2 separate regions of the Homo sapiens genome follow, and region 2 is linked to region 1. Evidence: read pairs that join two places in POLR2A ChIA-PET (ENCODE). Cell type or tissue: B cell. All regions are shown on one strand. Links, peaks and the distances in the headings refer to the core of each region. The heading gives the core; the rest is flanking DNA. Region 1 overlaps IL19 (interleukin 19). Region 2 holds the start of DYRK3 (dual specificity tyrosine phosphorylation regulated kinase 3).

Evidence for each region. Peaks named below come from ENCODE experiments on the same cell type or tissue, not always from the same donor. Only the 100,000 strongest peaks of a DNase experiment are listed, where the experiment ranks them.
Region 2: POLR2A ChIA-PET joins it to region 1 with 6 read pairs; 4 of 35 experiments call an interaction of 5 or more read pairs at or near these places.

The regions. Positions count from the first base shown.
Region 1 is chr1:206,772,589-206,789,803 of GRCh38, forward strand. All of the region lies in intron 1 of IL19 (interleukin 19), which reads left to right. Among named protein-coding and RNA genes, the nearest start is that of IL10, 8.7 kb to the left of the region's middle. RefSeq lists cis regulatory regions at 1-156, 1-156 and an enhancer at 11,756-11,815. In B cell, for the core only: no CTCF peak of the experiment used is centred there; a DNase peak (open chromatin) is centred at 3,845.
Region 2 is chr1:206,622,568-206,635,567 of GRCh38, forward strand. DYRK3 (dual specificity tyrosine phosphorylation regulated kinase 3) reads left to right here and starts at 12,969. Exons shown (of 3, transcript NM_003582.4): 1 at 12,969-13,000. It overlaps DYRK3-AS1 (DYRK3 antisense RNA 1), which reads right to left. Exons shown (of 2, transcript NR_183645.1): 2 at 11,629-12,416. RefSeq lists an enhancer at 8,755-8,824 and a silencer at 12,829-13,000. In B cell, for the core only: no CTCF peak of the experiment used is centred there; no DNase peak of the experiment used is centred there.

The DNA.
Region 1 (17,215 bases), core at 2,260-6,259:
TTTTTTCTGCTTAGAGCTCCTCCTTCTCTAACCTCTCTAATAAACTTAGTTTTCAATTTTTGCATCGTAAGCAAAAATGATTGGTTGAACATGAACTTCTGCATTACAGCTATTTTTAGGATGGGCTACCTCTCTTAGAATAATTTTTTAGCTTCTCAATTAAAAAAAGTTGATTTCCTGGGGAGAACAGCTGTTCTGTGCGCAGAGGCCCTCAGCTGTGGGTTCTCATTCGCGTGTTCCTAGGTCACAGTGACGTGGACAAATTGCCCATTCCAGAATACAATGGGATTGAGAAATAATTGGGTCCCCCCAACCTGGGATGAATACCCAAGACTTCTCCTTGCTAACTTAGGCAGTCACCTTAGGTCTCTGGGCCTTAGTTTCCCCAAGTAAAAATGAGGGGGTGGGCTAAATATCCTCAAAGTTCCCAAGCAGCCCTTCCATTTTACTTTCCAGAGACTGGCTTCCTACAGTACAGGCGGGGTCACAGGATGTGTTCCAGGCTCCTTTACCCCGATTTCATTAGGATTCTCAGGCACATGTTTCCACCTCTTCAGCTGTCCCCCACCCCAACTGTGCTTGGGGGAAGTGGGTAAGAGTAGTCTGCACTTGCTGAAAGCTTCTTATATGCTAGTCAGGTAGTGCTCACCATGACCCCTACCGTCTCTATTTTATAGTGAGCAAACTGAGGCACAGAGATATTACATCACCTGTACAAGGGTACACCAGTGCCAACTGAGAATTTGGTTTCCTCACCCTACTGTACACCATCTCCAGCACATAGAATGAAACCTTGGATTAAATTGGCCTTAGAGTTTCTTTTAGTTGTAAGCTTCTGTGGCTGGAGTCTAAAGTTTAAAAGATGGGGTGGAAGAAGTTGAAATAACAAGGAAAAGAAGTCAGGATTCCATGGAGGCTGGATAGGAGGTCCCTTACTTTCCTCTTACCTATCCCTACTTCCCCTTCCCAAAGAAGCCTTAGTAGTGTTGTCTTGGATTTGTGTGTGTGTGTGTGTGTGTGTGTGTGTGTGTGTGTGTGTGTGTAGAAGGTAAGGGGAGCCAGTTGGGTTGCGGCGAGGAGTGTTGCTCTACCTGGGGAAGGACCGGGGCAGTGACATCAGGACTTCTTCAGATATCTGGAAAGTCTCTGGGGATCCTTTGATTGAGCCTTCACCTTCCCCTTCCACAGGGGCTTTGCCTGCCATTCCAGTTTAGACTGTAACTGGGAGGAACACTGACCTAGGTGCAGGAGGCCTGGGCTCTGCCTTGGCCCTGCCACTCTATAGTCAGGGCAAATCACTCATCCTCCCTGTGTCTGTTTTTCATCTGTCCCAACAGGGCAATAGCACCTGTCCTCCTGCCTGCCAGGGAGCATTGAGCTTAAGTAGCCATGGACCCAGATGGAGGGCATTTCCAGTGTTCTGCTAGTTCTTCACCTTTCTGCATCAGCAATGGGACAACTCCAGTGGCAGCAGGTTCTGAGCTTGCTGCACTAGAGAAGGTCACTCACTGCAAGGGGTGCAAACACCTTGGGGCCCAGCCAGCGTGAAGTGAGTGGGAGGGAGGGATGAGAGGGCCCACGCCCACCCTGTGGATGTCCCTGCTGTGTGACCTATGGATCAGGGTCAGGGGACTGTGGTGTCTCTTCCCAACTCTTCAGGGAGTGTCAATGTAGAAACCTAAGAATCAGGAAGTGAGAAAGAGCCTGCTAGAAACTAGTATGGAGCTAACTCAGAACTTACTGGTCCTGCCAGACTTAGACTGGCTTAAGGGTTCTGTCTGAGTTCTGCTGCCAGGAAGCAGAGAGAAGGGGACCAGGACCTGGGTTTCCCCTTCTTGCACCTTTCTCCTTCCCCCTCGGCTCCTGGGTTTTCTGGGCTGTGTCTGTGTTAGCCTGCAGGTCTAACCCCCTCTCTGAGCTGGGTGTTCCAGAAGTGGACTCAGCATGGGCACCAGGCAGGCCAGGGGTTCTGGACTCTGGGTGAGGCTGTGAACCCCTCCTTCCTTTGTTTCCCATCTTGCCTTGTGCTTACCTCACTAGGAAACCTGCAACCCTACGTGGTTATCATTCATGTACACACCATGCCCTGCCGAATCAGCTTTGAGCTCCCTGAAACAGGACATTGTTTTATTAATCTTTGCGTACTTGGTACTTAGCACCAAGTCTGGCCCTTGGAAGGTATCAGCTATACTTGGGATGGGCATAGAAGAGTGCCCTGTAAGCCTGGAGGGTGCGAGGCTAAGGAGGTGGTCTGGGCACAGGTAAGCATTCAGAAGGAGAGGGAGAGTGACTCAGGGATGCAGGCAGCCTCCCTTCAATTTCCTTATATGAGATGTGTGTGTAAATACACACACACACACATACAAAATGTCAGGGAGAAGGGAGGTATGTAAAAGCCATTTGTACCTTTCTTTCATCTATAATCTGTTAAATAGGGTTGAGGTTAGGATCTGACTTCTTTTTTTTTTTTGAGACAGAGTCTCGCTCTGTTGCCCAGGCTGGAGTGCAGTGGCATGATCTCAGCTCACTGCAAGCTCTGCCTCCCGAGTTCAAGCCATTCTCCTGCCTCAGCGTCCCGAGTAGCTGGGACTACAGGCGCCTGGCACCACGCCCGGCTAAGTTTTTTTATTTTTTTTTGTATTTTTATTAGAGACGGGGTTTCACTGTGTTAACCAGGATGGTCTCGATCTCCTGACCTTATGATCCGCCCGCCTTGGCCTCCCAGAGTGCTGAGATTACAGGCATGAGCCACTGTGCCCGGCCCGGATCTGACTTCTTTATTTGTTCTGAAATGTGTAGCTAATTATCTCAAGCCATTTGCTGAAGATTTGATTCTTTCCCCATTGATTTGAAATTACTGTCCACTCTCATTTCAAAATTTCAGAATTTAAGTGGTTGGAGAGAACCATGGGCAAGTTCCCTGGTGCAAGTCCTCATTTAGCATATGGAGATAACGGCTTCTCCATCAATATGTCTCATAGTATTTCTGTCAAGAGATAGATATGAACATTTGAATAAAGACCCTGTGTCCTTATATTGACAAAGCAACAAGAACAACAAACAGGACTCCTATTTCTCAAGTTTTTGAAGATACCTGTTCATCTGAAAAGTCACTGGGGTCCACGGGGAAAAGTCCCAAGCCCATAGGTCATGTCTGAGACATGAATGCCAACACTCACATGTGAGGAGATTTGGGTTTGGATTTTGGTACAAGGCAAGAGCCCATGAAGAGAGGGAAGTGAGAAGGCAGGCACCTATGGATGGATAGAATGTCAGCCTGGGCACAATTTAGTCCTGTGAATTTCAAGAGGACACAAATGCCACTCTCACACTGTGAGCTTCTTGAGGCCAAAAGGCCTGAGTCCAGTTTGCCCTCAAGCCCAGATGCATAGTAGGCATCTAATCAATGCTTATTATACTGATTTTAAATGAATTTTTCCAGTGGGGGATGTACTGGGAAATCAGAAGGTTGTGGGAAGGGGAATACCTCTCTTCTTCCATCCCTGCTCCAAAATATTCTCTCATTTCTGTATTTAGCTGCAAATGAAGGAAAACCTGAGTAAGCATGGCTTTTAAAAGAGGGGGTTGTATTTTATTTTCTGTCTCACTCATCAAGAAGCCCAAAGCAGGCACTCAGATGTCATCCAGGACCCGTTTTTTCTGCATTCTTGTTCTCCTAACCTTTGTTGCAAGGAGATAGGAGAGATAGGAGGTGGTAAAGTCCAAAGGTTTAAAGGCACACCAACCCAGGAGACCCTAATAATCTTTTTAGGAAGCTCCGCCCAGTAAGTTTCATCACTTTAGCTGCAGAGGAATCTGGGCAGGCAAGAACTGCTGGGGTGTGTGTGTGTGTGTGTGTGTGTGTGCTTATGCAAATAGATTTTGGAGGGTGCATTCTACAGTTTACAAGATCTTATAAAGAATCTGCCTCCCATTAGAGCAGTCATCGGCCAACCTCCCCAACAGCACTTGGGTTTTCCTGTTGAGAGCGGGGACTGAGAGACAGGACTAGCTGGATTTCCTAGACCAACTAAGAATCCCTAAGCCTAGCTGGGAAGGTGACCGCATATACCTTTAAACACGGGGCTTGCAACTTAGCTCACACCCGACCAATCAGGTGGTAAAGAGAGCTCACTAAAATGCTAATTAGGCAAAAACGGGAGGTAAAGAAATAGCCAATCATCTATCGCCTGAGAGCACAGCGGGAGGGACAATGATCGGGACATAAACCCGGGCATCCAAGCCGGCAATGGCTACCCTCTTTGGGTCCCTTCCCTTTGTATGGGAGCTCTGTTTTCACTGTATTAAATCTTGCAACTACAAAAAAAAAAAAAAAAAAAAAAAAAAGAATCTGCCTCCCTTGTCGGGCACGGTGGCTCACGCCTGTAATCCCAACACTTTGGGAGGCCGAGGTGGACGGATCACGAGGTCAGGAGATTGAGACCACCCTGGCTAACACGGTGAAACCCTGTCTCTACTAAAAATAGAAAAAATTAGCTGGGCGTGGTGGCAGGTGCCTGTAGTCCCAGCTACTCGGGAGGCTGAGGCAGGAGAATGGCGTGAACCTGGGAGGCGGAGCTTGCAGTGAGCCGAGATCGCGTCACTGCACTCCAGCCTGGGCGACAGAGCGAGACTCCGTCTCAAAAAAAAAAAAAAAAAAAAAAAAAATTTAGCTAGGTGTGGTGGTTGGCGCCTGTAGTCCCAGCTACTTGGGAGGCTGAGGCAGAAGAATGGCGTGAACCTGGGAGGCGGAGGTTGCAGTGAGCCGAGATCGCGTCACTGCACTCCAGCCTGGGCGACAGAGCGAGACTCCGTCTCAAAAAAAAAAAAAAAAAAAGAATCTGCCTCCCAGCTACTCTCATGCTAAGCAAAATGGCAGCCTTCTTGGTGTAGTTACCCCATGCCTTACTGCAATTCTGCAGCTCAAACCCAAGAGTGGGGAGCAGGCTAGCAGCCTTGTGAGGGTGGCTCTGGAGCTGCAGAGGGAAGGTTCAGGGATCCGGGCTTGCTGGACTCTGGGTTTAGACAGCTTGTTGGGCAACACGGTCAGCCGGCAGAGAGCAGGCAGGTTGACGATGCAGGCAGAGAAGGTGAGACCGTGCCCATCTTGGGGATGGGTGACAACTGTCCTGATGAAGAAGCCCCTCCGGGCTTGACTCCTATTTGCCATTAGTAGTTATTTTTTAAAGCTGATAACGGGAGTTTCATTTCTTCTTATCCAGGACATTTAGTGTGTAAAATAGCTTTGCCAGCTTGAAATTTCTAGTATTCCCTCGAATAAGCTTCCTCAGCTCCTAGGACAGAGGCTTCCTCAGAAGCTGTGCTGCAACAGACCCCAATGCCTATCACACACCCAAAGTGTGGCCAGTTTGGGGTGCAAGGAGACAGGAGTCTGTGAGCACTGTATTCCTCTGGGCTTTCCTGACATTGGCTTTGATAGTGTCTGGGGTACTTCAGAATAAACGCCTGGTGGGCCAGAAGTTTAAGAGGAGCCCGGGCTGGGGCTGGCCCTTAGGTGGAATGGAACAAGGGTTATGCAAACCGGATTAAGCGCCCTTCCGAGGATCATGGCCGGCAGACACTGCAAACCACAGATGAGCGGAAGGGCTGATCTTTGGGCAGCCAATGTGGAATTCCCCTTTGTGCAACTATGGCACCAAATCAGGCAATTTGGATTTTCCTTAGGGGATGGACACTGTGCTCTGTAACTTCTCATATGAGAAATTTGGCTTATCAGGGACCAGGACACCAGGTGTTTGAGCCTTGGCCACCCAGAGGACCATAGTTGTTTCTGCTCTGTCTGCATGACTACCTAGGATAACTAGTGGGCTCCTGAGTGTGGGGCACAAATGGATTCTTTTAGCTCCAGGACTGTCCCTCTGGTGCGCTTTAGTTTGCTCCAGTCTCCACTGGATGGCTGGCACCTCCAACCCAACATATCCAAGCAGGGCTGGGTTTGTAGATAAGTGACTTCTGCAGTCACACAGGGTCCCATGACTAAAAAAGTCCTCCCCTTACTCTGCTACCACCATCTTGAAATTCTCAATAACTGTTGAGCAGGGGGTTCCACATTTTTATTTTGTACTGTCTTCCCCTGCCAATTTATGTAGTTGATTCTGTATCTGAGAGTAAAATCATCTCTCTCTGGTTTCACCTTCATCCAGTGCACCCTCGCTCAGTAAATGGAACTATCAATTAACTCTAGAAATGATTTGTTGGTCCCTCCCTCTTCCTTGCCAATCTATGTTCAATCTATCACCAGAACCTCCACATTTTTCTTCATAAACATTTCTCTAATCTACTGATTTGTCTCCATTTCCATCATCACCAGCAATGACTGTCTGGTTCAAGCTACTATCTGTTGGTAGAAGAGCTGAGGCAGGACTGGCTTGTCTGTCATAATATAAAAGAGTCTTGGGAGATGTCCGGGGTCCAGGGTCTAAAACCGCTCGTGGCCTTTGGAACACCAAGCTCTGTGCCAAAGGGTAGAAGGCTGCCCTGCTGCACCACAAATCTAAGCCCAGGGCATAAAATCCCTCGTGGCTTGGATGGAATGTGCACAGACTTGTTGGTTGCTCTCCCAGGCTCGTAAACATGCTCTCCATTATCTTGAGCAGCAGAGCATATTCTATATGTGTCAAAGAAAATGCTAAACCATCACAGCTATGCTTGATGCACCACTACCTTTCTACCCCCACATCCTCACGCCCTCACCTGTTTACCCCCACGTCCTCACCACCTGCTTCTTTGTTTGATCACCAATAAATAGTGTGGGCTCCCAGAGCTCAGGGCCTTTGCAGCCTCCATACCAGTGTTGGCCCACTGGACCCATTTTATGCACCCTTAACTTGTCTTTTCTCATTCCTTTGACTCTGCTGGACTTTGTAGCCCCCATGGCCTAGTGTTGGGTCTAATCACCCCAACACTGTCTCATCTCTCCTGGACTCCAAAATAAATGCCAAATTGTTATTCTAATATCCATTCTCTAGACCGTTCTCCACGTTGTAGCAAGAGTAATTATTTCCAAGCACCAATCTGATCATGACTCTGTTGCTACTTGAACCCTTCCATGGCTTCCCACTTTCCCTCTCTTGGTCAAATAAGGACTCATATTCTAATGTTTTCTATAACTTCCTTTATCATCTGACACTGCCTATCTCTTCTGCTTCAACTTGCGGCACTCTTCACTTTCTACTTCCCTCTGCACTCCAGCCTCATTGACTTTCTTCTTCTTTTTTTTCAAATGATCCGCATGCTCTCTCTCTCTCTTTTTTTTTTTTTAAAGAGACAGGGTCTTGCTATGTTGCCCAGGCTGTTTTTGAACTCCTAGGCTCAAGTAATCCTCTTGCCTCAGCCTCCAAGTGGCTGGGCTTACATTGCACCAGCCACTATGCCCAGTGATTTATCCCCTCTCTCTCCTATCACAGGGCCTTTGCACATTTAGTTCTCCCTTCCTGCTCTCCTCCTGTCTTCATCCTTCAGCTCTCAGCTCAGATGTTCCTTCCTTAAATGAGTTCATCATTCCCCAGTCTAGGTCAGGCCCCCTGGGTGTATCTTCTCAGAACACCTTGCTCCCACCCCTCTGTAGTATTTATGTCAGTTTGTAATTAGACATGTGGCTATGTGATCATTTGATTGACCTCTGTCTCTCCTGTGAGACTGTGACCACTTCGAGGGCAGGGCCTGTATCTGTTTTTGATGAGTGTTGTTTGCTCAGTACTCAGCATGGTTCTGGGCACATCCAAGGTTCTCACTAAATATTTGTTGGCTGACTGGGCGGCTGAGCATGTGCTTCCTAAACTTTTTGTAGTGCTACATGGCTATATGTCTGTTCTTCCATCTCTTATAAAGTAGAAGTAGAGAATGGATTCATCTGAAGAAACCACTGTCCTTACAAACTATATGCCTATACCTATTATAGCTTTTCCAGTTTTTAAAAGAATTGATCTGATTACTAATTAGTGCTCTTCCAGGCGGATGTTAACTCCTCCATGGCTGCTGGAATGTTAAAATTCTATATGGACGTCAGAAGAAGAGGGGGTCTTATCAAATTCACGTGTCTTCTTTTATAAATGGGCAAACAGAGGCCTAGAGAAGAAGACTTTCCCAGGTCCTAGAGGTAGTTAATGGCAAAGGTAGAATCTGAATGCAATTCTTTTTCAGATCAGTACCTAATTCCTTTACTCATGTAAGTATCAAATCACTCTGGGTTCTCTGGGCCTGCAGCAACAATTAGGGGCAGCTGTCTAAGATGTGTTCGGTGTGTGAGGTTGTGGTGGTAAGAAGTTGAAAGTCTGTGACAATAAGTTTCCATCCATTAAACAGTTATGAATCTATTTTGTACTCCTTGGGTACCTTAAGTTTAGGAATTGGGAATGATAGTGAGGGTGGCTTAGATATTTTTGTCTTAGGGGAAGATTTCTGCCTTGGAGTGTTTTCAGACAGAATGGTGTTTCTATTTTGTCTCTGATCCATGAGTGTCACAGTGTTATAAAGCATAGTTTGGCCTGCCTTCCCACTGCAGTACCCCTACAGGAGCAACACCTTCCAGAAACCTTATAAAAGAGAGGAGAGGGGCCAGGCGCGGTGGCTCACGCCTGTAATCCCAGCACTTTGGGAGGCCGAGATGGGCGGATCACTAGGTCAGTAGTTCAAGACCAGCCTGGCCAACATGGTGAAACCCTGTCTCTACTAAAAATACAAAAATTAGCTGGGCGTGGTGAGGCTGAGGCAGGAGAATCACTTGAATCTGGGAGGCTGAGGCTGCAGTGAGCAGAGATCGCGCCACTGTGCTCCAGCCTGGGCGACAGAGCAAGACTCTGTCTCAAAAAAAAAAAAAAAAAAAAAAAAGAAAAAAAAAGAAAAAAAAGAGAGAGAGGAGGAAGTTGAGCACTTTGCTCAGAAGGACATCATCCTGCCCATTCTGGTCCTTACCTCTAAAACGTGCCACTGACTCTCAATCCTCCCCATACTCCGTGTGTTTTGTGCATTTTGGATGCACAGCTGCATCACACATGAAGATGCAGTTGCTTCCTCCCACCCTGGATTCATGCTACTTCCACTATGACTGTCATTTACATGTGCCCCTCTTAGCTCATAGACTAAGGGAGAAGGGAAAGGGAGTGGGTGCGAGCAACTGCGTCCAGCCTTGCCCCCGGTTCCCTAAGTCAGCTGTTGGCGAACTATGTGGATCCAGGACTCTTTTACATCTTCAAAGTTATAGAGGACCCCCAAAGAGCTTTCACTTATGTGGGTTATATATACATATATATGTATATAGTTATATATACATATATATGTATATAGTTATATATACATATATATGTATATAGTTATATATACATATATATGTATATAGTTATATATACATATATATGTATATGTTATATATACATATATATGTATATGTTATATATACATATATATGTATATAGTTATATATACATATATATGTATATAGTTATATATACATATATGTGTAAACATTTATCATATTAGAAAGTAAAACTGATAAATTTTTAAAAATACCTCCTATGACATCTTTTTAAAGTCATAAACAATAATAAACCCTTACATGTTAACATGGCATTTTTAAATGAGATGTAACTATTTTCCAAACCAAAACACATTTAGTGAGAAGAGTGGCAGTGTTCTGCATTTTTTTCCAAGCATTTTTAACTCTCTGGCTTGATAGAAGCAGGATCCTCACAACTGCTCTTACATGCGGTCTGTTGTAATATGCCGTTTTAGTTGGAGCATAAGAATTTTCCCCTGGAAAAGGGAAGACCTCTCAGGGTTTCTCAGACCACCCTTAGAGAATGAATGCTGTAAGTGTTTCACAGAAATCTCTGGGTGAGGACAAGTAGGAGGAGAATGATCAAAGTGTGGCCTCAGAGGCAGGTGCAGAGGATGTACCCAAAGGGCACCTGGCTTGGGTAGACAAGGGAGAAGCCTACTGCTGTATTCTTTATTCAGAGTTTCCAAATAGCCAGGGTGGTCTTTCAGTTTAGCAGCTCCTGTGAGCCTCTCACATGTCACGGAAGCTACAGTGCCTCACAAGCGGTGTTTGTGGTTTCAAGTCAAAACCCATGGGAGTTCTGGGGTTGATTTGCCAGTGACCTGTCATTACTGTAAACCCCTTCTCCAAGGGGCCCCAGGCCTAGGACTAGGTTCTAGAGGCTGGGTGTGGTCAAGGGGCACAGAGCTGTTGGACAGGCTCTACTGCAGGCTTATTTTGGGCTCTGCTTTCTTCTTCTGCCTTTTATTCTCCTCTCTCCCTCCTCTTTAATTCTAAGGGGCATTAAAAACCCTGCTTAGTCTTTGGTAACTCTTGTGCTTTCTCAGTTTTTAGAACAACATTGAAAATAAAAACAGACATTTCCTAGCCCCACTGGCCAGAATTTGTCCAATTAAATCAATATCATTGGCTTGCCATTCTCGTCTCATCCCATGCAGATTTGCCTGGCACACACAGTAGGTGAGCTCTAAGTGCTCTGGTGAACTTAGAAATCATTTTATAAGGAGGGCACCCTTTTAGGAACTGGGTCAGACATTGTGTGGTCATATTAAAGCTCAATCCCTGGTTGCCCACCTGATTGTGGGAGACCATCTATAGAAGGAGGGGAAAAAGAAACTCCTTTTCCCAGGGTGCTGGACTAAGAACTCCAGAGGCCCTAAGTTGTCTCGACCTTCAGATGTAGTTCAAAATAGTTTAAGGAGGCCCAACAAGGTTCTGATACTCTTTTGATGATTTTAAAAGTATTCTTTTTAAGATTAAAATACTTAAAATACAAGGAATACTTTCTAAACAGTATTATTCTTTCAAGTAATTAAGGAGAATCTGTTTGTACCTTGGCTTTTGGGTGATCTGAGACTGTTCCCAGCAAGAACCTTGAATTCAGGTGCCTCAAGCAGTGGGTTGGATATAAATTGGTATCAGGTAGTCAACTGGTTTCACGAAAGCGGCTAAGGGTTGTGCACTTGAGCCTCTCTTATGTGGCAGACCTTATATACCTCTGACAGCAAAGGCTGGAAGTGCCTTCCCCACTTTGCTCAACCCCCAGCCCTACCCTGGGTCCAAGTGTTCTGTTATTGGAAACCCCAAGATGTGCTCTGTCTTTGGGCTTGTCTTTGCAGCAGAGCATGGTGGTTAAGTGTGCGGGCCCTGGAGTCGGACTGGGTTTGCAACCCAGCTCTGCCCTTTCCCATCTGTGTGACCTTGGGCAAGTTTCTGAGCCTCCCTGTGCGGCAGTATCTATATACAATTGGAGATGATAATTGGTGCTGTCGTAGTGTTGCAAGGGCGGAATGAGTGACTGTACACAATGCTTGGATGAATACTTGACATACAGCAAGTAGCCAGCCCACCTGAAGTGTAGTGGTTGATGTTTTTCCTTGGGAATACTCAGCTGCTAAAAGCTAAGTATGTCTCTTCGTGGATCTGAAGACTTGGAACAGACCAATTTCAACTCCAATATTCTGAGGATGTTACAGGGAGACAGAGAAGTCAGTCTCATAGTAGAAAGACTGACTGGCTCAGGCATTTAGGAGGCCTAGTTTCCAGCCCTGGACCTTCTACTATGAGATCCCAAACAAGTTCCTTTTCATCCCTTGGCCTTGCTTTCCGCATCAATAATCCAAGGGCTTGCCAGAGTTGTTTTTCTAAGAAGATTTCCAAAGCTAATGCCCTTAAATTTTGTGATTCCCCTATCTCTCCTCCCAGCCTGCCCCTTCTGTTCCCCTCGGCAGGAGCGAGCGAACATGAGTGGTTCTGATACATATTTTCCTTCCTTTCCAAATCCACCAGGTCAGCACAAGACCAGGCCCTGTCAGCCTCTTCTAGCTCATAGCTTCTGCCCAGCCCTGGAAGTGCCATTCTGTAAGAGAAACAAAACCTTTTCCTCCGGCAGCTTTTGCGTGTGTTCACCTGTATTTCCTTCTCGCAATCCTGGCCCCCAGCACTTTGAGGTTGCAGTTTCGTTGTGAGTCAGGCCTGCTGAGAGCAGTGGAAATCAGAAGAGCCTCCACTTGGTAGGGGAGGACGTGATGCTGCCTTTTCCTCAAGAGCATGGCCCCGGGGGCGGCGGGGGTGTGGAAGGGAGGTGGTCACCTTCCGGAAGTGGATTTCTCACATTGACTGTTTCAGGGAGAAAAGAAGATTACTGGAAAGCCCTAGAAAGCGCTTCACATCTCTTTCAGAAAGAACTTTGCGTTCTCAAGCAATTATCTGCACCACGCAGTAAAATGTCTGTGTTGCGTTGATGCCTGCGCGACGCAGGCCTATGCCGAGGAGGAAGTGTTGTTGGTGTACTTGGCTCCTGACGTGGGACTCAGATAATAAATTCCCTTGAGAGAGGTGACCATGGGATCCTGGATTCCCGTGGCAGAGCACAGTGAGGCCAGTCTGGGTGCTGGTTCAGTCCCAGGAGTTGCCAGCTGCTACGGGCTTTGAAGTATTAAAGTCCCCCAATGCCTCCATTGTATCCCATGGGAAAAGGCGAGCAGGCAGGGAGGAATGGCCAGTGCTAGAAACAGGATATCTGACCCCTGTGAAAACCACTGTGGATGAATACTCGGGTCATGCAGGCTCTGGATCAGCAGATTCTTGGATCCTTGAAGGAGGGTCCATGCAGGTAGACTTCAGGTAGACTGAAGACCCATGGAACACAAACATATATATAATGCAAAAGAACACATACACCACCCCCAATTTAGAAGTGCCTGTTTTCTATGGACTTGAGTGGCAACCATTGGCACTTCCTTAACCGTGCTTGTGAGAAATCCTTTACGAAATCACCAGCAACTTCTAGAGAGTCAGGAGGTCAAATACAGTGGTGGGAAAGAAGCCATGAAAATAACACTGAAATCCCTGGGTGGTTCTAATCCTGGAAGCTGAGTTCCTGTGGGGCTGATCTGTGAGCTGGGACAGGTGGGGAGGAGAGTAGGTCATCTGGGAGCATGTGGTTAAGCAGAGCAGAAGGTTAGCATTTCAATGGAGGGCTTACAGCCCCTCAGAGGGGAAAGTGCAGAGGGACCTCCAGAGAGGGCAGCCAGGGAGAGGGAGCAGAGTGTGACAGAAGTTGACCCAAGACGACCTCGACTATTTCAGATGTTGCCTGAGGCTGTTCATATGTCCAGTAGGAGAAAGAAGCTGTCCTTTGTAAATCTCATAGACCCCCAGCTCCCAAGAACCTGAACTAAGTTTGGTCCTATTTATAGTGTAACCCCTGCTTTGTAGGCTGTGAATGAATCAACATTTATAAGTAGAGTTTCTACAGAGATGTTGCTCCAGTTTCCAAAAAAGTGACTTACAGACATCTGTACAAAATTGGAAAGCTACCTGCACCGAAGTGTATAAACATATATCTGGTCAAAGGGGTCACAGGATGTAAACTGTGTGTTAGGGAGGGGTGGTGACGGGGACTTGGGGTGGGGAAGTGAAAGGGGAGGGATATAGGACATCCTTAGAGGGTATCATGAGCAAGCTGGCCTCACCAAAGCTCTGCCATTGGAATCCAGAATCCCATGTACATCTTTACCAAAGATACCCTATCATATCTGTAAGATGGAAAACATAATGATACTTACCTGCTGGCTATGAGAAAAAAATGGGAAAAATGCTTGTCATAGTGCACGGTTTATAGCAAGCACTCAATGACTTTTACCTGACAAGCCATTGCTTACTCTGCAATGACTGTAACTGTACTGAGACTACTACAGCTACTACGGCCAGTACTATCACGACAGCTATGACTGTTGATATCACCACAATTTCTCTTTCTCTTCTGGGCTTCCTGAAATGACTGAACATCCAAAGATTGGTGCAAGTGGAGGGAGAGTTAGTGTCCCCACAGTCCTTTCTGTGTGAGTGAGGGTTGGCTGGGGACTACAAGGCAAGGTTCTTGGTGGAGTGGGAAGCAGGAGCTTCTGGTCACTGTGACCATAGCTGGGGCTGCTGTTTCATTTCAGGTAAAATCAGAGGGCTTTAGAGTAAACAGGAGGGGAGGAGGAGAGACTGAGTTGCAGCAGCCCACGTTGAGCCAGAACTTGCTTCTCTATTGGCTGCAGTGGTGGGAAAATTGAGGTTGAGGCTGCTATTGCCACTGTAACCAAGGTGCGGGCCTGTGGAAATGGTGCAAGGGATGCTGAGCTCTTCATATTGACCTCACCCTTCTCCCCAGTACTTCCCAGCCTAGCTGAGCTAAAGGCCACATGGAGGTTTATTCAGCTGTAGTTACTGCCATCAACATTCTGAGAACAACAAATTAACATGTTAAATTCTGCTCTCCAGCCCCCAAGCCACCGGAGAACAGAACGCATTCTTAAAGTCTTAGTTTTTCCAAACCACCAAGCCAGGTTCACTTTTCAAAGCACTCATTTTATCAGCAAAACTCCACTCTCACAAAGCCCAGGGCTTTCAGAACACAGCCCAACCTAGCTTGACATTTGCACTCCCAAATGCCTTCACAGCTTTCCTTCCCACAGGTTCTCTCCACAAGATCTCTGACCAAAACACGGGGGCTCTCACTATTGTCAGAATATGCCCTGTGCTCTCCCACGTCCTTACTTCCACTCATGGCTTCACTGGCCTGCAATGACCACCCTTCCTTTTCACCAACAGAATTCTTTCAATTCAGCACTGCCTCTTCCATGAGCCTTCCTTTAACAACCTGACTCCACTGAGATTTCATTTTTAAAAAAATCCTCCAGTGCTTATGACCATCCTTGGCAGTACTTTGTGTACCCTGCCTTAGAGTTGTGAGATGTCTTTGCCTGCATGGATGCATGTGTGCACATATGCATATGTGTGGGTGTATTGTGTGTATTTCATCCCTGTGGACTGGACACATGTTTTATATATGCCAGAGATAGAGAGGAGATGCAGTCTAGCTTGGTGTGAATATTTTGCTCATTTTGACTAAGGCACAGGTTTACGATTCTCAAATGGTAAAGACCTAGGTCCGGGAAAAGGAGGCCTGGGTTTCGGTCTTTCTTCTGTGTGACTGTGGAGATGTCTTCCACCTTCAATGAGTCTTGATTTCTGTCTCTGTGAAATGGAGAGACTCCTCAGTTCTTTCTCCTGCTTTACAGAGGATCAAAGAGATTTGTCAATAGGTTGAAATACTTTAAAGCCATAAAATAGCTAAATACATGAAAGAGCCCCTCTGTGGTCTTGTCTTTGACTCAAGAAGGGAGGCTCTGGTGGCTTTTCTCAGAACCAGCAGTAGGACTAGGATCCAGGAGTTTCTCCTCTCCAGCCATGCCACATACCACCAAGCTACACAATCTTTTCCTGGGCTGCGTTATCCTTTCCACTGCACCATGTGGTGCAGCCCCATCAGGTCTCGCTTTCCTTTCCACCAGCCACATTCATAGCCATGGGAATCCGTGTTTTTCAGCAAGCTTCCTTCTAAAATCCCCCTCTGCCCAGAGTTCCTGGGGACCCTGTGGACCTTCCTTCCTTGTGACATGGTTGGGGAAACACACTGGTCTGCAGACCTCTTATTCATCTTCACGATCCCGGAGGTGGCTTGAGCAATCTTATCTGTTGTGTGAGTGTGCTCACATGTGTGTGCGTGTGTGACTCTTTGCAGCTGTTCTATGACTAACTGATGCCAGCTATCTGATACTGTATACTGTGTGCCCACCATATGCTATAGACTAAGACATGTCCTGACCCAAGCCCTAGACCCCAAGCAAGGCCAATGGCAAACTACTACCTGTCTTAGTTGGTTTCCCCTATTGCTCTTTGATGTCTTACTATATACAAGACACTTCATATTGTTTCATTTTAAGTTTTACAACAATCTAAAGATTTGATCCAATCATTGAATCTATTTTATAGTAGCGCAAAATAAGGCTCAAGTCTCCTGATAATCAGTTCATTCCTTTACCCATATCTCCATGCAGAGACAAATAATGTGACGCTAATAATTAACTTTTTTTTTTTATCTCAAGAGCTTTAGAGGTACAAGTGATTTTTGGTTACATGGATGAACTGTACAGTGGTGAAATCTAGGATTTTAGTGCGCCTCATCCAGGCCTCTGACACCTCATCCCCTTCCCTCATTGCCCCTCACTGCCCCAGGACCAGATTAGTTGAGGCAGAAGCAGTTGGAGGTGCTAGAAAAGCATTAGGGTTTTCACCATCTCCAGAATCTGCTTAGCACATGTCTCAACCTAAGGCAGTGCAGGCAGGATGGAGGCAAGAGCCTTGATTCCATAGCGGTTTCTCTTAGCACAGATTCCAGAAAGTTGAGGATGACATGATAGATGACCCTTGATATCTTTCTTCATTCCTTTTTGCTAAGTTATTCTCTGTTGTGTGGTGCCTGTGTGTGTAAGGCATTTCTAGGCAGAGGAGCTTTCCTGGGTCTGGTCAGTTTTACCATCTCATCTGCTGATCAAGATATAAAAGATGGACAGTGTCTGTTGTTTCCACCAATAATCAGATACCAGTCAGAATGCTAGAGTGACCTTTTCCTTTTCCGCCTTGGAAAGAAAGAGATTGTTTCAAGGAACAGCTGTAGGGTTAGATAGAGAGGACTGACTGGAAAGTGATTTGATGATCTGAAGTCCTGGCATTCCATGAAGGTTGCTCTGGGCTTATAGTACAGTACGAGAGATCTTTGTTGAACTGAAGAAGATGCTCTGACCATTAGGGTCATTAGACACTATGGAACCTTCTCACTGAAGTTCCCTTTTTGGAAACTACTAAACATTGTACCCAACAGGTAATTTTAAATCCCTTATCCCCTGCCCTTCTGAGGATCCAGTGACCATTATACCACCCCTTATGCCTTTGTGAATCCATAGCTTAGCTCCCACTTGTAAGTGAGAACATGGGTGTTTGGTTTTTGATTCCTGAGTTATATCACCTAGAATAATGGCCTCCAGTTCCATCCAAGTTGCTGCAAAGGACATTATTTTATACTTTTTTATGGCTGAGTGGTACTCCATGGTGTATATATGCCATATTTTCTTTTTTTATGTTTCAGTAGTTTTTTTCGACTTTTAAGCTCGGGATGCATGTGCAGGTTTGTTACATAGGTAACCTTGTGTCATGGGGGTTTGTTGTCTTACTAATAACTAATGGGTATTAAGCCTAGTACCCATTAATTATTTTTCCTGATCCTTTCCCTCCTCCCACCCTCCAATAGGCCCAGTGTATGTTGTTCCCCTCTATGTGTCCATGTGTTCTCATCAATGAGCTCCG
Region 2 (13,000 bases), core at 2,061-6,060, 150 kb before region 1:
GACAATTCAGTAGCTCTTAGAATATTCACAAAGTTGCACAACCATCACCACAATCAACATTTTAGAACATTTTCATCACCCTCAAAAGAAACCCTGTACCCATTAGCAGTCACTCCTCGATTTTCCTCAGCTGCTCAGTCCTAGACAACCACTGATTGACTTTCTGTCCCTATTGATTTGCCTTTTCTGGACATTTCATATAAATAGAATTATACAATGCATGGCCGTTTGTGACTGGTTTCTTTCATTTAGTTCACTGTTTTCACAGCTTATACATGTTGAGCCTTGTATGTACGTGTGTCAGTACTTCATTTCTTTTCATTGCTAAAGAATATTCCATTGTATGTGTATATGACATTTTGTTTGCCCATTAGTCAGCTGATAGACATTTGGGTTTGTAGCCACTTTGGGGCTACGAATGATGCTATGAACATTCATATACAAGTTTTTCTGTGAACACATTTTTATTTCTTTGGGGCATATACATAGGAGTGAAATTGTTGGGTCATATGGTAACTCTATATTTAACATTTTGAGGAACTGCCAGAATGTTTCCCAGGTTGTCTCATATTGTTTTTGATATTACGGTGTCTCATATTGGTTTTGATTTGCATTGCCTGATGGCCAATGACGTTGAGCATATCTTCATGTGTTCATTGTCCATTTTTATATCTTCTTTGGAGAAATGCCTATTTAGATTCTTTGCCCATTTTTAAATTGGGTTATTTGTCTTATTATTGAGTTGTAAGAGTTCTTTATTCTAGTTACAAGTCCTTTATCAAACATATGATTTGCAAAAATTTTCTCCCATTATGTGGATTGTCTTGGTATTTTCTTGATGGTATCCTTTGAAGGACAAAAGTTTAAAATTTTGATGTATTCTAATATACATTTTGTTTTTGTTGTTCATAGTTACTTGTGCTTTTGGTGTCATGTCTAAAAAACCACTATGTAATTCAAGGTGATGAAGATTTACGTCTATGTTTTTTTCTAGGAGTTTTATACTTTTTGCACTTACTTTTAGGTTTTTTATCTATTTTGAGTTACTTTTTGTAAACAGTGTGAGGTAGGGAGTCAAACTTTATACTTTTGATATAGATATCAAGTTGTCCCAGAACCATTTGTTGAAAAGACTACTTGTTTCCCCATTGAATTGTCTTGGTAGTCTTGTCAAAAATCAATTTGCTGGCTGGGCATAGTGGCTCACATCTGTAATCCCAGCACTTTGGGAGGCTGAGGCAGGTGGATCACTTGAGGCCAAGAGTTTGAGACCAGCCTGTCTGATATGGTTTGGCTCTGTGTCCCCACCCAAATCTCACCTTGAATTGTAATAATCCCCACATGTCAAGTGGGGGACCAGGTGAAGATAATCGAATCATGGGGGCAGGTCCCCCCCCCACCACCCCATGCTGTTCTCTTGATAGTGAGTGAGTTCTCAAGAGATCTGATGGTTTTATAAGGGGCTTCCCCTTTTGCTCGGCACTCATTTTCTCTCCTGCCGCCCTGTGAAGAGGTGCATTCTGCCATGATTGTAAGCTTCCTGAGGCCTCCCAAGCCATGCAGAACTGTGAGTCAATTAAACATCTTTTCCTTATAAATTACCCAGTCTCAGGTACTTCTTCATAGCAACATGAGAATGGTTTAATACACTGGCCAACATAGTGAAACCCCCTCTCTACTAAAAATACAAAGATTAGCCAGGTGTGGTAGCATGCACCTGTAATCCCAGCTACTTGGGGGACTGAGGCATGAAAATCATTTGAACCCAGGAGGTGGAAGTTGCAGTGAGCTGAAATCGCACCACTGCACTCCAGCCTGGGCAACAGAGCAAGATTCTGTCTCAAAAAAAAAATCAATTATCCATAAATGTGAGGCTTTATTTCTGGATTCTCAGTTTTATTCTACTGATCTTATGCCAGTACCAAGTGTTTTGATTACTATAGCTTTGCAGTAAGTTTTGATATCAGAAAGTGTGATTCTTCCAACTTTGGTCTCGTTTTTAAGACTGTTTTGGTTATTCTTGGTCCCTTGAATTTCTGTATGAATTTTAGGATCAGCTTGTCAATTTCTGTAAAGAAGAAAACTGAGATTTTGATACAGATTGCATTGAATCTGTAGATCAATTTGGCAAATACTGCCCCCTTAGCAATATTAAATCTTTCAATCCCTGAACATGGCCTCTCTTTCCATTTATTTAGATATCCTTTAATATATTTCAATGATGTACTTTTTAGTTATTTTCTTAAATTTATTTCTAAGTATTTTCCTTATTATGCCATTATAAAATGAACTGTTTTCTTTATTTTATTTTCAGATTGTTCATGCATGCATATAGAAATACAATTGATTGGCCAGGCGTGGTGGCTCATGCCTGTAATCCCAGCACTTCCGGAGACCGAGGCGGGCGGATCACGAGGTCAGGAGATCGAGACCATCCTGGCTAACATGGTGAAACCCCGTCTCTATTAAAAATACAAAAAATTAGATGGGTGTGGTGGCGGGCACCTGTAGTCCCAGCTGCTCGGGAGGCTGAGGCAGAAGAATGGCGTGAACCCGGGAGGCAGAGCTTGCAGTGAGCCGAGATCCGGCCACTGCACTCCAGCCTGGGCGACAGAGCAAGACTCCATCTCAAAAAAAAAAAAGAAAAGAAAAGAGAGAAAGAAAGAAATACAATTGATCTTTGTGTATTGATCTTGCGTCCTACAGCCTTGCTGAACTCATTTATTAGGTCTAATATGTTTCAGTGGATTCCTTAGGATTTTCTGCAAGTATAGATACAATGTGACAGATACAAGATTATGTCATCTGCAAAAGCAGTGCACTTTAAGAAGTCTTCCAGGTGATTCTTATGCAAGTCAAAGTTTGAGAAACATCACATTAATCTCATTTCTTGCTAAAGTTCCAGCGAAACTAGACTCCCATTGAATCTCTTTCCTGTTTCACTTTGATACTGTAAGCATGTGGGCTTTAGTGTAGAAGCAGTAAAGTGTGGTATGATAGCATAGGAGGGCTAGGAAATATAAATAGCAATATATTGGCAGCTGTGACTTTTCCAACTACTATTCCTTTAATTTTTCAAAACTGCTGCCTTAGTACCATACTTTCACTGTTAGAAGACAAGAGGGCCAAAAAGGTCATAGGTAAAATTTAGGGATATAAGAATTTAAGTAGTATACAAGATGGTTGAACAATTCCAACTCTTAGGTATTTATCTGTAGTGGGTTGAATAGTGTCTCTCCAAAATTCACGTCCACCTAGAATCTCAGAATGTGACCTTATTTGGAAACAGAGTCTTTGCAGACATCATAGTTAAGCTAAGATGAGGTCAAACAGGATTAGGGTAGGCCCTAAATCCAATGACTATTGTCCTTATAAAAGGAGGAGAGGACACACGGAGACAGAGACAGAAGAACGAAGAGCCTGTGACAAAGGAGGCAGAAACCAAAGTGACGTATCTGCACGCTAAATAATGTCAAGGATTGCCAGCAGCCACCAGAAGCTGTGAGAGAGGCATGGAAGATTCTCAGAGTCTCCAGAAGGAAACAGCTTTGCCAACACCTTGACTTTAGACTTCTGGCCTATTGAAGGAAAGGCCATGTGAGCTCACACGGAGAAGGCACCCATCTGCAAACCAGAAGTGGGCCCTCACCAGGACCCAACCATGCTGGCACCCTGATCTCGAACTTCTAGCCTCCAGAACTGTGAAAGAATAAATGTCTCTTGTTTAAACCACCCAGTCTATGTTATTTTTGTTGTGGTAGCCTGAACTGACTAATATATACATGCTGTATAATTTCATTTATATGAGGTTCAAGAACAAGCAAAACTAATCTATGATGGTTATCTCTGGGATGAGATAATTAACTGGAGAGGGGCACAAGGGAACTCTCTAGAGTTATGGAAATATTCTATATCTTGATTTAGTGTATGTTGCACAGGGGTACACATTTGCTGAAACTCATCACAAATGCATTTAAGAGCCATGCATTCATATACACTATGGAATACTATGCAGCCATAAAAAAGAATGAGTTCATGTCCTTTGTAGGGACATGGATGAAGCTGGAAACCATCATTCTCAGCAAACTATCATAAGGACAAAAAACCAAACACCACATGTTCTCTTTCATAGGTGGGAATTGAACAATGAGAACACTTGGACACAGGAATGGGAACATCACACACCGGGCCTGTCGTGGGGTGGAGGGAGGGGAAGGGATAGCATTAGGAGATAAACCTAATGTAAATGATGAGTTAATGGGTGCAGCACACCAACATGGCACATGTATACATATGTAACAAACCTGCACGTTGTGCACATGTACGCTAGAACTTAAAGTATAATATATAATAATAAAAATAAATAAATAAAGTAGCACATTGGCAAACCCCCACCCCCCCCCAAAAAAAGAGCTGTGCGTTTTGCTGGGTATAAAATTTACCTTAAAAATTAGTCAATAAAAAATTCAAAAATTAAAAAAAAGAATTAGGGAATAAGATTATATGCACTTGAGTAGGTGTGAGGTTATATAAGTTTGTAAGAGGGAAAGAGGAAAAGTTACTTAGGATGATTTTTCTAAGATTAGGTTTCAAGTCTAATTTAAGGAATTACAGCTGAAGATTTTATGCCTTCCATGTAGTATTAAGATTTAACAAATAAAAACATGAAGTGCTCAGTTAAATTTGAATTTCAGATAAACATCAAATCAGTTTTTAGGATATTATATTCCAAATATTACAGGGGACACACTTATACTAAAAATTAAACATTATTTATCTGAGATGTAAATTCAGCTGGGCATTCTGTATTTTTCCTGGCAACCCAAATACACATATCCTGGTCATACAGTGGGGATATGCTGAGCTTGTGAGGTCCAGCCCAAGAAAGGCAGGTAGAGCCAAAAATGAGAGGACTATTTAGGAAAAGTGGATGGAAGCTGTTAAGTTCCCGTAAAAGGTACAGATTCAATGACTGTGAGCTGAGAACGTGATTCTTTGTGAGTGAAAAACAAAGACAGGCAGGAGAAAGGCGGGGCCTCCGTGGAGACCATGGGGTGTGAATGAGGATCTGGTTCCTTCTGTACACCTAGCAAAGGGCCTTGCCTATAAAAGACATTTGTTAAATACAATCTGTTTGATTTTGTTGCACACATCTGGAGGAAAAGAAGCTGAAACTGTGGTTTTTGGATCACTTCAATATTGATGGTATTTCTTAAGAAGTTCTGGTAGTCTACAGGTAAAGCTATTTGGTTTTTTTGTTTTGTTTCTTTTATTTCTGAGACGGAGTCTCACTCTGTCACCCAGGCTGGAGTGCAGTGGCGTGATCTCAGTTCACCACAACCTCTGCCCCCCAGGTTCAAGCAGTTCTCCTGCCTCAGTCTCCCAAGTAGCTGGGATTACAGGTGTGTGCCACCATGCCCAGCTAATTTTTTTTTTTTTTTTAGTAAAGATGGGGTTTCACTATGTTGGCCAGGCTGGTCTCGAACTCCTGACCTTGTGATCTGCCCGCCTCGGCCTCCCAAAGTGCTGGGATTATAGGCATAAGCCACCTTGTCTGGCCCAGCTATTTGTTTAATCAAAGACTGTATGAGTATAGGCAATGCCTTGCAGTCCCATTGTTCTTTTAGAGGCTGGATTTTAAAAAGTCAGATTTCCTTTCCAGCTCTCTCCAGTTCCTAGGGCTATGACACCTCTGCGGAAAGATGATATGAGGACATATTGCTCTTACTCCAGTGGACCTTTCTTGAACTTTGTTTCGATATTATTAAGGAGCACAAACTGGATAAAAATAGAGTTCTTTAAAGGTGTCTCCCTCATTGAAAACCGTGATTTCCTAATTCAGTAGTGCTATCTGTGTCTCAGGAGAGCAGTACTGAGACCCTGAAGATGGTGAAAAGGAGCCTGGAACCTGGAGGCCACTGAGTTTTACAGGATTCTGGAAATCCTGATCTCAATACAAAGCTAGAATACAGAAAGACATCCTCTCAAATCTCTTTACCTTAAAGCATAATTTAAAAAATTGTATTGGTATCAACTATTAAAACGATCACACACACACAAGAAGAAGAGGAAGAAAGAAGAAAAAGAAGAGGAAGAAAGAAGAAGAAGAAGAAGAAGTAGGAGAAGGAGAAGAAGGAGAAGAAGAAGAAGAAAGGAGAAGAAGAAAGAAGAAGAAAGAAGAAGAAGAAAGAAGAAAGTAGTCAGCGCATCAGAGGAGAGAGCAGCTCCTGGAACTCCCGACAATAGAGAAAGCCAAGGAGGGCCTGGGAATCTTGAAGGAAAGAGGCTGGTTTTCAGGGCCCAGTGGAGACATATTTCCTGATCTCTGCAGTTCCTGCAGGGGTCTCAGCCTAGGAAGGCTGTGTGTGTTTCCAGGCTTCCAGGACAAGAGCAGGCTTTTCTCTTAAATAGCAAGCAAGTAAGCAGCAAGCAAACAAACAAAAGTGAAGGCTTTCTCAAGCCAAGGTGACCAGCAAGTAGAATGTTGGGAAAGTAGGACAAATAAAGACAGAGATGTCCATGTACTGCGGAATAATTTCTAAAATGCTGCTGACATCAGCATCCTTGCTGAGAGCCACTAGTGTCTGGCATGGGGAATATGAAGATTATTAATAAATAATCAAGGATTGAGACAGACCCATGCATATATCATTCTAATCAATGCCCATGGAAACACCTGAATTTTCCTCCAACCCAGATATTTGCTCATCATTATTAGAGAAGGGGCTGAGCTGGGCAGAGGAAAGGGCAGAGAGGAGGACCTCCAGCTTGAGACTCCCCAATCCTGCGGACAGCTGGACCTACCCTGCTTTGAGACAGTATAGGGATCATAAGGATTTTTTGGAATTTCTTTGGGGAGCCTTACCCTTATCCCCCAACTGTTCCCACTAGGTGCTCAACCAAGCATTTCTTCCAGGCACATATGGTTGTCTCCATGAATGTAATCTAAATAAAAACAATATTCTCCTACTTCTTACATTTCCAGCTTAGTTTTAACAACCCTAGTGGATTAGCTTCCTAGGCACAAGTTTGACTGGAACACCCCCAATCCGGCTTTTATTAAAGTACAGACAGGTGAATGAAATTTGAGGATTAGGAACACAGAGGCATGGTGGTAGGGCCCCTAGCTGCTGAGCTGTAATTATCATGCATGGAAGTACTTCATGAATTGTTTTATAGAGCTTGGGGGCCATTTTTGAGGCAGAGGGGAACCTGTCTTCCATCATTTGGGTGACTTGGTAAGATGCATTTCAAAGTCTGGTGTCCAGGCTTTTGAGACTTGGGAATTTTAAAGACTTCCAGTAGCCTGGTGACCCTGATGTGGACTTTCAGAACACAGATAAAGCTGATTTCCAACACCTAGCTGTAGTGAATATCTGTTGTGTTTGCTGTACCATATTCACTTATCTCTTTTTTGGGACCCGCTATAGCAACTTTCCTCTGAAAGTCACTGTTTTCCTAACTTTCTGTCCAATATGTTTCTACTGCTGTGTCTAGGAGCCTCAGGCCTGACCAGTCAGAGTATTACATTTTCCTGGCTGCATATTTGGTTTAAGAATGGGCCCAGTGAAAGCCAGTGAATTACAGTGAGACTGTGGGATGACTGAGACAGCTTTTCTACTGAGTTGAACTTGGAACTGCAGTTGCCATCTTGCTTGCACAAAAGAACCCTGAGAATGAAACTAGCATGTTGGAATATAGAAACAAGAAATGGAGATAGGACAGGCACCCATCATATTCAAATTTAGCTTTACTGCTTTTAAAAAAATACTGTAAAAAAGGTATATGGTACATTTTCTTTTCTTTTTTCCTTGTTTTCTTTTTCTTTTTTTTTTTTTTTTTTTTTTTGAGACAGTTTTGCTCTTGTTACCCAGGCTGGAGTACAATGGCACAATCTCTGGTCACTGTAACCTCCACCTCCTGGGTTCAAGCCATTATCCAGCCTCAGCCTCCCAAGTAGCTGGGATTACAGGTGCCCGCCACCACACCTGGTTAATTTTTGTATTTTTAGTAGAGATGAGGTTTCACCATGTCGGCCAGGCTGGTCTCGAACTCCTGACCTCAGGTGATCCACCTGCCTCAGCCTCCCAAAGTCCTGGGATTACAGGCGTGAGCCACCGCACTCGGCTAGTACATTTTCTTTAAACAGATTTAGTTTGATATTTGCAATAGAAAAAGCCCTAACCTGTACACTAGGTGATTGAGAGAGAACTAGTTCCTTGGCCCAAATGCTGTGAATAGAGCAGGTGCATTGGTCTTCTAAGACCTTCCATGAGCCAGATGACTCAATAGGACTTGGTCTCCAAGGTCTACAGTAGTGATTTCCAAACCTGGCTGATGAACAACAGCCACAATAAAAATATGAGCAGAGATCCTTACCAAGAAACTGTTCATCATTAGATCTGGTGGGATGGAGGGTAGGCATAATTGGTATTTTTCAAAAGTACCCCTATCATTTATTTATTGCCATACCCCAAAGCTTAGTGGCTTAAAGTAATCATTTTATTTGCTCATAATTCTCAAGGGGCTGTTGATTTGGGTGGGGTGCAGCCAAGAGGTTCTTCTGCTAGCTTTACGTGGAACTCTCATATGGCTGCTGTCAGCTGGCAACTCAGCCAGGTGGCTTCCCTCACTTGTCTGGCAATTGGTATTAGCTGAGGACTACAGAAATCCAGCTCAGACTTGTCCACATGGTGGCAGCATCTAAGAGCAAGAGAGAAGAAGCTGTAAGGGGGGTCTCCTGAGGCCTAAGCGCCTAAATTCCTCACGTGTTATTGGTCAAATCAAGTCACGTGGCCAGTCAGCTTCAAGAACCAGGAAAATTGTTTCCTCTACTCCCTGGGAACAGCTGCAAAGGATGTGCTATGTTTAATCTATTACAGTACCCAAGGTTCCTAAGCTTTAATGCAACAAATTACAAATTTAGTGGCTTGAAACAAGGAAAATTTATTATCTTACAGTTCTGGAAGTCAGAACTCCTAAAATTGAGGTGTAAGCAGAGATTCGTTCCTTCTGGAAGCTCTAGAAGAAAATTTGTTTCCCTGCCTTTTCCAGCTTCTAGAGGCCACCTTCATTCCTTAACTCACGGCCCCCTCCTCCATCTTCAAGACCAACAACAGCATCTTCAAATCTCTTTCCCTCTCTGACCTCTGTTCCATGGTCACATTTCCCTCTCTGACCCTCCTGCTTTCCCCTTCCATCCTTTTTTTTTAGATGGAGTCTCACTCTGTCACCCAGGCTGGAGTGCAGTGGCGTGATCTCTGCTCACTGCAACCTCAGCCTCCTGGGTTCAAGTGATTCTCCTGCCTCAGCCTCCCGAGTAGTTGGGACTACAGGCACACACCACCATGCCCAGCTAATTTTTGTGTTTTTAGTAGAGACGGGGTTTCACCATGTTGGCCAGGGTGGTCTCGAACTCCTGACCTCAGGTGATCCGCCCACTTCGGCCTCCCAAAGTGCTGGGATTACAGGCATGAGTTACTGCACCTGGCCTCCCCTTCCATCTTAAAAGGACTCCTGTGATTACAGTGGGCCCACTCAGATAATCTAGGAAAATCACCCCATCTCAAGATCCTTAACTTCATCACATTTGCTAAGTCCCTTTTTGTCAAGTAAAGTGACATATTTACAGATTCTTGGAATTAGGATGCGGACATCTTTGGGGAACTATCATTCTGCTTACCATCTTCAGAATCTTAAATCAAGAGAAACTATGTCACAGAATTCAAGGGTCCAGTGGTCTAGCCTGGGCTAGCCTGCCAGGCTCAGGGAATACAGGTGGAATACAGGCAGTCGAGGGGCTGAGTTTTTCAACCAAACAGACCAGGGTTTGAATTTCAGTTCATCACTTACTGGCTGGGTGACCTTGGGCAAGTTATTAAACTCTGAGACTGTTTTCTGAAGTGTAGGATGGAGATAATACCTATCTCACGGGACTACTGTGAGTTTTAAATGAGCAAATATGTTAAAGTGCTTCAGATAGTGCTTGGAACATAATAAATACTTAGCAAATGGTAATGATGATTAGAAAGACTCCTGGTTTGGTTTCAAGATTTCAGAAATGAAGCTTCATAGGACCCCTCAGGGCTATAGGTGGAACTGGTCACGCTGACTTAGGAGGAACAAGTGGAAAAAGATGGCAAAAGTTTTGGAAAAGAAAAATAGGTGAAGAGTTTGTGATAATAAGGACAACCTTTAGGGTTTAGGAGACACAGAACTAAGTGTGTCTTAGTTGTAGCTGTACTACAGCACTGCGGGCATGGCTTTTGTTTGCTTTGTTAATAAGGGGCATTTTTCAAATCTTGGTGGAGAGGGGAGGGCATAAGAACAGGAGATGCCTGAGGTATAGAAGAGAGACAGTTTTCTGAGGCTCCAGAAAAATAAGCCATGGCTTTAGTGTTCCAGTGAGCTAGATTTCAGTGTTTCTGAAAAAAATAGCAAGTATACATTTCAGGAACACGGGTCAATTTGAGGTTAACATAGCTTGAGGAAAAAAGTAAGTTTCACTGGTTCTCTCCAGTGATTTTTAAAAAATATTTTCCAATTCTGTGATGCACATGTCACAGTAGGCATTATGGCACATTTTGCTGTACAGAAATGTCAATGAAACTTGTCCAAACTTAACATAACCTACTAACAGCTATTTTATCACAAAATTCCAGGTAAATGTGGCCACGGGGATGTTTTCTTAATCTGTGCATTTGAAACTTTGATCACATTGTGAATGTCCCAGTGGGTTTTTAAGATCCTGGAATAGTTGCATCTTTTTTACTGTTGTTTATTTCCTTAGTCAATGTATTAGAACTTGCAGGTACCTTATTTTGCAGATGTCTTGGAATTGGCTTCAAAGGACAGACATGCATCTTATATGACTTTTGGCTAATTCATGGTGGGTAAATCTGACTTTAACTGCATGGAGAATGATAATGGTGATTTTAAACTACTCTTGAATGAGGCTTTGGAGGGGAAGAAAGGGCATGAATGATGTGGAAGCTGCTTGGGAGCTGGAGGGGACAGGGCAGCGCTCAGCAGGGGTGTGGAGGCTCCTGCCAGATCCCTTATGGGACGTTAACCCCATCATACAGGGGATCTTTGAAGAAACATTGGGTCACTAAGGTCAGAGATTTATGAAGCTCCAGCACCCTCGAGGAGTCCTCTTTCCCTTGACCATGGGAACAATAGGCGAAAGACAAAGGCGGCCTCTGTATTTCCCACCTTAGGAGCAAGAAAGGGAGCAGGAACCCTTCCACTTGGCTCTGGAAGATGTGTCTTAAGCACAGACTGCGGATGCAATCCTCTCACGAGCAGTGATTCAGAATGAGGTAAGAAATCATGTGGGGGCAAGTCTCATTCAACTGTTTAGGGAGGGCAGTAAAGTGGTCTGAGGTGTCTACATAAGTACTGAGAACGGGGATTATTTAATAGAATTTTGCAATCTTAGAGCTGGAAGGGACTTCAACAGTAACCTCGTCCAATCTTTGCGTTGCCATGGAACTCTTTCTTCAAACAAAAGCTTCGTAAGAGCCCAAATACAAACCCCTGTGAAAGCAGAATTGCTCTGGTTGCAAAGTGGGGGAAGGGAGAGACAAAAAGAAAAAGTTTATTTATAAAATAAACTTTAAAAAATCATCATGGAAGAAAACTTTTTTATTTATATGTATATCATAGAAAGGCTAAAGTAACATTGATCACAAAAAATAAAATTCCCCAAACCAATAGATTATTAGTTTATACAGTGAAGATACTTTGGCTCTTTAGGGACATTTTTACTTGGAGTCACGAGAACAGAGAATATGACTTTTAGTCACACGGAAATGAGCCTTGGATGGGAATTTTTAAGATTTATGGGAACTGTGTGCTATGCTGATTTGGGACAATAAGCGTTCTAGTCCCACCAGGTGGCGCCCGCGTTCGGCATTCTGAGAACGTTTGGTGTCTTCTGGACTCCAGAATCTGGACGGTCCGACCGCCTCGTGCTTGGTGGGTTTACAAACTCTGACTGGTTCTTACCACCCATCTAACAGGAAATTTTTTTTTTTTAAAAACAAACCAACCCATAAAACATCTGACCAGATGCCACACTCAAGAAAACACTTGTATTCGGGTGTTTTAACCTCCAACGATGGAAATCTGCTTAACATTGGTGTTTCTGAGGTGTCTTAGCATCAGAAAAGGAAAAAGACACATATACACACATTCTAAGGAAAAAGTCAGGAAGGGCCTTGCAGAGGTAGGTCCTGGTGCGGCAAGAGGACGGTTAGGCGTTAGAAGCTTCTAGTTCAGGCTTTGCCGCTTCATGCTCATGAGGAAGCGCGGCTCCTTTGGCCTCAGTTTCCTGCGCTGCCTTCCCGTCTGTGGCTGACTGTTGCAGGGTAGTCAGACAAAGGCCCAGCTTCTATTCTGCATCCCAGCTAAGTCTGTAAAAGACGAAAGTCGTCGGGTACCTCCGTTACTGAGATCAAATGTTCATAAATGGAAGCATCGTGTCAATAAATGGGTTTATTATTATTGCTTTCTTATGTAACTCACCAACCCCCGGAGGGCCGTCCCCGCGGTGGGAAAGCCTAAAACAATACACATATGTTTTCACTAATTTAAAATTCATATTGAAGCGGGACGTTTTAGAACTTCCAGGACGCAACGTGCTATTAAGGGACCGTGAGGGGCGGGCAGCCCTTCTGAGATCGCGGGCTAACTGCTACTTTCACCCCTCCTTCTCCGGACCCCTCTCTCCGTCTACAGCTCGCGCCAGGGACCCAAACAGCCTAGGCCGCGAGCTCCTCGCCTCCAACCTCCCGCCTCCCGCGCCAGTACTAGCACCCGCTAGGAGCGCCGCGTGGCCTTTACCGGCCACGGGCCCCGCCCCTGTGCGTCAGCCCGTAGCTGCGCCGAGGCGTTTCCCGGGGGCGTGCCGCGGTTGCTAGGCGACCAGACCGCTCCCCCTCCCGCCCCTGGAGCTGCGTCTCCCCACTTCCCAGCCGGGGCCAGTCGGGAGCGAAAG